Regions from separate parts of the Homo sapiens genome. Here regions 2 and 3 are each linked to region 1. The links are chromatin loops, found by intact Hi-C in ENCODE. Cell type or tissue: endothelial cell of umbilical vein. All regions are shown on one strand. Region 1 has its middle 31 kb from the start of NEDD9. Region 2 overlaps NEDD9 (neural precursor cell expressed, developmentally down-regulated 9). Region 3 has its middle 60 kb from the start of NEDD9.

Evidence for each region. A loop is a pair of places that touch in the nucleus more often than their neighbours do. Peaks named below come from ENCODE experiments on the same cell type or tissue, not always from the same donor. Only the 100,000 strongest peaks of a DNase experiment are listed, where the experiment ranks them.
Region 2: it touches region 1 in a loop (4-fold over the local background); 6 of 110 quality-filtered maps call a loop at or near these places.
Region 3: it touches region 1 in a loop (8-fold over the local background); 7 of 110 quality-filtered maps call a loop at or near these places.

The regions. Positions count from the first base shown.
Region 1 is chr6:11,262,275-11,264,774 of GRCh38, forward strand. It overlaps a transcript of NEDD9 not described here. Among named protein-coding and RNA genes, the nearest start is that of NEDD9, 31 kb to the left of the region's middle. In endothelial cell of umbilical vein, no CTCF peak of the experiment used is centred here; DNase peaks (open chromatin) are centred at 727 and 1,277; H3K27ac peaks cover 1,170 bases.
Region 2 is chr6:11,193,630-11,196,129 of GRCh38, forward strand. It overlaps NEDD9 (neural precursor cell expressed, developmentally down-regulated 9), which reads right to left. Exons shown (of 7, transcript NM_006403.4): 3 at 1-63. Among named protein-coding and RNA genes, the nearest start is that of NEDD9, 38 kb to the right of the region's middle. RefSeq lists enhancers at 1,529-2,395, 2,396-2,500. In endothelial cell of umbilical vein, no CTCF peak of the experiment used is centred here; DNase peaks (open chromatin) are centred at 1,072 and 1,612; H3K27ac peaks cover 2,326 bases.
Region 3 is chr6:11,171,529-11,174,028 of GRCh38, forward strand. No RefSeq gene overlaps it. Among named protein-coding and RNA genes, the nearest start is that of NEDD9, 60 kb to the right of the region's middle. RefSeq lists an enhancer at 1,028-1,322. In endothelial cell of umbilical vein, a CTCF peak has its summit at 1,127 (motif pointing right); a DNase peak (open chromatin) is centred at 1,163.

The sequences.
Region 1 (2,500 bases):
CCTTTGCTTTAAAGACTTACTTTCTCGGCAATGTGAAAATTTTGGCAGCTGCGTTAGTGACAGATTGGTGGCAACATTCTACTGGCCTAGCTGAACATTTGCTCTCCTTACCACCCCATACCCTCCCAGACTGTGCAATCAAGAGCATGCGGTCTAAATTCCCTTCCTGTCCTAAGGTGCCAACACACAACCCACACTTTGGAGAGTAGAAGAGGGAAAACATAGGCTTTGTTCACTTCCCAGATTCTCTGTGTGAAGCAAGTTTAGGAATTTATGTGTGGTTGGAACGGGGAAATATGACTATTCTGGAAGCTGTATATCAGTGTGGCTCCACATTTCCAATTTGGCTTCCCTATCCCAGAATAGGGTTCTTAGAGAAAAGCATTTCCATCCTCACATCTCAGAAAGCCAAAATAGAAAAGTCTGAGTTAAACACAGTATACATTCATTAAAAGAATAAAATAAGTTAAAGCTCAGTTAAATACATGGAAAATGGGTATGTGGATGAACAGAGCTATTCATGGAATTCAGGTAAATTATGACATCTGCTTAATGTGAAAATCACAAATAAAATCAGATGACATTTAAAATGCAAAATCATACATTAAAGTGTAAATTCTGGGCCAAATTCTCACCCAATACAATTTGATGGAAATTGTCTTATAGAAAATGAGTTATTCAATTTTTTTCCCATTTCCTGATGGTGAAAATCTGGGGTAACCAGTGTTTTAACAGGAAATCTAAAGGAAATGAACAATATGACCTTGGCTAATTTTTAATTCTGATGATTTCATGACATGCATAGTAATTGCATTTTTGGTTTTGTTTGACTTTATTTCAAAGCTATTAAATATACGTTCGATGCAGGGGATATGTTCCAGATAAACCATTGTTTGAATGTTAAAATTCATTTAAATCAGATAACCAGGCAGGATTTTGTAGCTTTTTTGTGTGTGTAAGGGGGAGGATTCTGATTAAATGTGAAACAACTCAAAGAGGTTCAAGAGTCTGGCCTTCATGATTAATAGTCTGCAGTAGATATTAGAAATCCAGACAGACTGAAGGCAAAATGCCTTCTCTTGGTAGACAGACTGTATTCTAACCTCCAAGGACTCTGCATATTTAGCCACTCTCAATTCAACTGCCTTTGCCAGCCCAGGCTTCATTGGATTAGAAAGTAGTGGAAAAAAACCCTCCCAGGAGTGATCGTCTAGAATTCCTTTAGTGTTTAATCTGTCTGGCGCATGGATGGCCCTCTTGAACTGCAGGGAGCACATGGCAGAGAGAAACGTCTTGGGCTGGCTGGCTTGTGCTTGGAAAGTGAAAGCAAGCTGTTATTTTCGCCTTCCCAATTCACATTCCTGGCCTTTGACATCATGAGGTCATTGTTTGGTTGGCTGGAAGGGTGTCACACGTGGATAGGTGCCATGAGGTCACATGTGCATAGGTGCCATTTTTGTCTGGGACATTTACACAGGGTACTTATAACCTCTTTTGGTAGACTGAGCCCTGTTGCTCTCAAGAAAGGAAGTTTGTTCTTAGTCCTAACCCAAATTTTAATGTATGCTTCTGTAAGCCTACATCCTTGCAAACCTTAGTCAAGATAGAGACCATTTCTCTCACAATAATCCATGTAGATATCAGAGCATCTCTTAGTCTTCTTAGGTTCAAGTCTAGACTTGAGCTTATTAGCTATCTGAACACGGGCATATTCCTTAATTCCTCTATGTCTCAGTGTCCTCATCTTTAAAATAGGGACAGTGGTAGAGCCTCCTTCATGGAAGAAGGGAAACGGCAACCATCAGAGTTCCCCGGATGTGGAAGGCAGGTCTGGGGCAAGGAAGGAGGGTCAGCCTCTGCTGCCATTCTTGTAGATGGAGAAGGGGCTTTGCAACCGGCTACCTCCCCACTGGAAATGCAGATTGAGCCCAGGGGCTGGGCAGTGGCGAGAGGGGGCCCAACAAAAGCTGGACTCCCATCACCTCCTCGAGGTGACAGGAGCATGCCCAGGCTGCAGTCTGAGTGAGATGGCGCCCCCAGAGGAAGAATCAGGGCTCTGTGAGGAACCACATGCCCCAGCATCCCGCGCTCATAGGTCACTGCTTGGGGAACCACCAGGGATAGTGGAGTGGTGTCTATAAAGATTGAGCAAGAGAAGGGGTCCCCAAGAATTCAATCTCTAGCCCAGTTGTTCCTTGAGTAAGAAAGCAGGAGGCAGATATTTAGGAACGAATCAAACCTCAAGGAACACAGCATCCATGGGTTCTTTTTGCAAATAAAAAGTGTGTCTTGAAAACCAATCCAGCCAAATAAAAAATGAATCAAAATAAAGAACTCAGAAACTGAGAGGCTGTGGATTCGTTTAAAACAGAACTGAGACCAAACAATTTGGGGAGTAAGGCTGAAAAAAAGAATTTAAAGGTCACAAGTAAGTATTTTAATATAACTAATCATACTGGTAAGAGAAGAAAAGAGGTTGAAAAAAATATGTTAACTGACT
Region 2 (2,500 bases), 69 kb before region 1:
CTTTTGGTATCTGGATGGGTACTCGTATACGTAGCCATGGCCTGTCCTCACGGGGGTTATCACCTGTGGGAGAGAAGGCACAGAGGTGTAAATTTCCAAGCCTGAGTCCTTGAATCTCCTTGCCTCCTAACTAAGCACTCATCCCTCAACTCTCCCTCATAAAAAGATAGAAAGAAACCAAAGAAAGAAGACATAACAGGAAGGAGACAAGTAGACACCACGTTAGTAAACTTTTTTTTTTTTTTTTGAAATGGAGTTTTGCTCTTGCTCCCCAGGCTGGAGTACAGTGGCACAATCTCAGCTTACAGCAACCTCTGCCTCCCGGGTTCAAGTGATTTTCCTGCCTCAGCCTCCTGAGTAGTTGAGATTACAGGTGCACGCCACCATGCCCAGCTAATTTTTTGTATTTTTAGTAGAGACAGGGTTTCATCATGTTGGCTGGTCTCAAACTCCTGACCTCAGGTGATCCACCCACCTCAGCCCCCAAAAGTGCAGGGATTACAGGTGTGAGCCACTGCATCTGGCCCAGGTTAGTAAACTTTTAAATCCCTCTTGAATCCCAATGAGAAAAAAAATCCCTAAAATATCTCTATCACCCTTAATTGTGATCATCTCAAAGTTCATCAGATAGAGTTGATGCACTGCAAGCATATTTCTGAAATATACTTTAAGGGATACTTGTGTGTAACTTATGAAAGTCCTAGAGGAGCATTTTGCATCTAAAGTACCGCATACTGAAATTTGCTTTAAGGCTCTGAAACAATTTGTAAAATGAATAATGCAAATAGAGTTTAGCCACTTAAAATTCCTCTCATGCCTTCCTCAGTATGCCTCTTCATTGGACATTATTATGATGATTATAACTGTAATTCCACAGGTCACCAGAGTACTTTTACAAAGCCAATGCTCAAACTGTGCTGTCCTTAGAAACCTCTGGGAGCTTTCATTCTAACGTATCAAACAAACAAAATACTGAGTCAGGGAGGCACCAGGAACAGAATTCAGGTCTCCTGACCTCTGGTCTCTAATCATTTTCCCATTTCCACCAGGAAAGAAAACATCCCCAACAGTACCTACGTCAAGGGATATCAGAAGTCAAATAGCGTTCATCACGATGCTGGCATCTGGAACCAGTGCCAATAAAATGAATCTTACCTAGCAGCCTCCTGTTTTCATATCTACATACTTCATTGGTGTGCTAAGCACCAGCAAAAAATTATTTGAACTTAACTCATTTTGAAATATATGTAATCGTCCAAGGGCTTCTAAATGCCCAGGGTCTTGTTTCTGCCTAACCCCCACCCTTTGAGTCATTGAGTGCCCATCTCAAGCGTTGCCCACGACATCTTTGAGGAGAACAGACATTGCAAATGAGGAAGAGTTGGTTGTTCCCTAAGAAACCGTCAACTTTTATCCTTTCTCTGAAGTGAAAACTCTGGCGTCAGGCTGCCTACAGAACTATGTGAAAAATGCTCCACGTCCATCTTATGCTGAAATGGGTGGAACTCAGCCAAATGCACCAATGCCTTCTCCCCAGGCGCTCTCAAAATGCCTGAGTTCAATTTGGCTTTTAATCCCTAGTGCTTACAACTGATTGTTTCTTGCAACGAAGTAAAAGAGATTAGTATGCACTCAAAATTTCCATCAAGTCTCTCCACTGTCTTGGGTTTAAAAAAGGAACCTATTGCTTTGAGGTCTGTTGGCATGGAGCATACGGAACCACTTTATAGAATGGCCACTGTATTGTGCATAGCAAACCTTCCTTTTCAAAGCAGGATGCCCTTTGCTAAAGAAAAACACAATGTGTTCCTAATGCCCTTATATGATTGTTTTTTTTTTTTTACTCGCTATTGTCCAGGAGAGAAATGAAGATCTCCCCTTAGTCTATTTCATCAGCCCCTCTACTTAGAGCGCTGTCTTGGCTTTATCATAGCACCTGCTCATAGTGCAGCTTTTGTTCAGCTTAAAAGTTTCCAAGAGTGGATTTTATCCAAGGTTGCCAACTTAGCAATAATGCTAATGGAAAACCAAGGCTAAGTCCAGCTTAACTGTTCATCTTTCGTTTAAAAAACAGAAGCGGGCATGTCGGGCGCAGTGGCTCATGCCTGTAATCCCAGCACTTTGGGAGGCCAAGGCGGGAGAATCACCTAAGGTCAGGAGTTGGAGACCAGCCTGGCCAACATGGTGAAACTCCGTCTTTACTAAAAATATAAAATTAGCCGGGTGTGGTGACATGTGCCTGTAATCCCAGCTACTCGGGAGGCTGAGGCAGGAGAATCACTTGAATTCGAGAGGCGGAGGTTGCAGTGGGCTGAGATCTTGCCACTGCACTCCAGCCTAGGCAAAAAGAGTGAAACTCCGTCTCAAAAAACAAACAAACAATCAAACAAACAGGCTGGGCGTGGTGGCTCACGCTTGTAATCCCAGCGCTTTGGGAGGGCAAGGATCGCGGATCACGAGGTCAGGAGATCGAGACCATCCTGGCTAACACAGTGAAACC
Region 3 (2,500 bases), 91 kb before region 1:
GAGTCTGGGCGGGACTTGGAGAACCTTTATGTCTAGCTAAGGGATTGTAAATACACCAATCGGCACTCTGTATCTAGCTACTCTTGTGGGGACTTGGAGAACCTTTGTGTCCACACTCTGTATCTAGCTAATCTAGTGGGGAGGTGGAGAACCTTTGTGTCTAGCTCAGGGATTGTAAACGCACCAATCAGCGCCCTGTCAAAACAGACCACTCGGCTCTCTGTAAAATGGACCAATCAGCAGGATGTGGGTGTGGCCAGATAAGAGAATAAAAGCAGGCTGCCTGCACCAGCAGTGGTAACCCGCTCGGGTACTTTTCTGTACGGGTGTCTTTCCACGCTGTGGAAGCTTTGTTCTTTTGCTTTTTGCAGTGAAGTTTGCTACTGCTCAGTCTTTGGGTCCACACTGCCTTTATGAGCTATAACACTCACTGTGAAGGTCTGCAGCTTCACTCCTGAAACCAGCAAGACCACGAACCTACTGGGAGGAACGAGCAACTCCAGACGGGCAGCCTTAAGAGCTGTAACACTCACTGCGAAGGTCCACAGCTTCACTCATGCGCCAGTGAGACCACAAACCCCACCAGAGGGAAGAAGCTCTGAACACATCCGAACATCAGAAGGAACAAATTCCAGACACGCTGCCTTTAAGAACTGTAACACTCACCGCGAGGATCCGCGGCTTCATTTTTGAAGTCAGTGAGACCAAGAACCCACCAATTCCGGACACAGCTCCACTGCAGTCCAGTCTTGAGTGTCTGAGGCAGACTCCGTTTAAAAAAAAAAAAAAAGGATCCTCCAATGTGGGATGGGGGTGGAGGAGCTTGGAGGTGGATTCATTCCTTTGGGTTCAGTTAGCCAGTCAACAAACATGAATTGAACTCTTTGTGTTAGTTAGGTAGTGAGATGGGAAAGATGAACTCATGGTCCAAGATGCCCTGTGTCTGAAATATACAAGAGGCTAGGGAGATGTGCAGCAAGGAAGTAATCGTACTGCTACGTGGTTGTGGAGCGCTTAAGAATTATTTTGAATGCTTATTTTCACAACAGCGAATCAGGTCTGCACTAGCATTCCTATTTCCCAGGCACGTTAGAGATGAAATCGGTTGTAAAAACCAATTGTCCTCCACCTTTCATTTCCCATCAGACCACAAGGGGGCGCCGTGCGAGGCGAACACAGCCTTAGATCTGCAAAATGCTGGTCGCTGCGTGAGGGGCTTCAAAACATCCTAGGTGGTGCCCAAAGACCTTGTTGCCTGAGCTGAATAGGTGCTAGCTATTTGCACTGTCAGCGCTCTAAAGGATTTCTGGGGGCCCCCTTTCAACGGGAAGCCACCTGGTACGTGTAAACACCCACAAGTTCACTCCCCTTTGCAAGGGGCAGAGGACCTAGTAACTTTTCTCTAGAGCGCTCTCCTCTGCATACAGGTCCCTACATGTCCCCTTCTCAGTGCTCTTTGCAGATCTTTTGTTTTCTTGCTTGTTGATTTTTCTTTTGCAAACAGGATTGGGGGACCCATTATTTATCCAAAACCTTCTTTTGTCAAATCGTAGGTCCTTTCCAGTGTAGACTGGATGTCTAGACAGAGAGGTAGAAATAATTGCCCAAGGGCAAGGACAGCCTTCACTAAGTTGTCCATTTACATCTTTACATCATTCTAAAAATACACCCACACCAGCCCTTTGTCTTGATATTTTAACATTGGGCAAGGCTGAAATAAGTTACTTCTCTGACCACTGTTTAAAATGTCTCATTCACAACCATTGTTCTTGGAGACTTCAACTTCTTTAATAGGAATTTAAGTCACAAAGGGCCCAGATGGTTCTGAAAAAAAAACCCGTTAGGCTGCCTGGGTCATAAAGAAGGCTCATAAACTGCGCTTGGATGATGACTGGGTGAGGGGCTGTGTGGGGGATAGACAATGTCTGGTGTCTGGTGGTCTCCTGACTGCCAGGCAGGCCAGAGAAAATTAGGGGTATGTTTTCATTTAACATCATTCCCTGCTGACTCTTGTCTCTCTGGAAAATTGACAGTTAGGAGACAAAGTAAGGTGCCCTTTTTGTTAACTCAGTTTTCTTAATTATAGTTGTTGGGAGATGACTTAAATCATGCTGTGAGGTATGGTGGTGGTTCCTGCCCCTCAATGCCCCCTCCCAGGCTGCAGAGGAATTTGCTTTAGAGATTGGTAATAGTTGAGTCTGAGATGAAGGTCAGTCAGTGTGCTGAAGCTTTTCAGTTGCCCTTGTAGAGGTTTCTCCCCCTGCAGGCTGGCCTCTACTCATTAAAACCTTTTCTTTCTTTCTTTGTTTCTTTCCTTCCTTCTTTCTTTTCCTTTTTCTTTCTTTCTTTCTTTCTTTTCTTTCTCTCTTTTTTTCTTTCTTTTCTTCTTTCCTTCGTTCGTTCGTTCTTTTTTTTTTTTTTTTTTTTTCTGAGTCTCACTCTGTTGCCCAGGCTGGAGTGCAGTGGTGCGATCTTGGCTCACTGCAACCTTCGTCTCCCA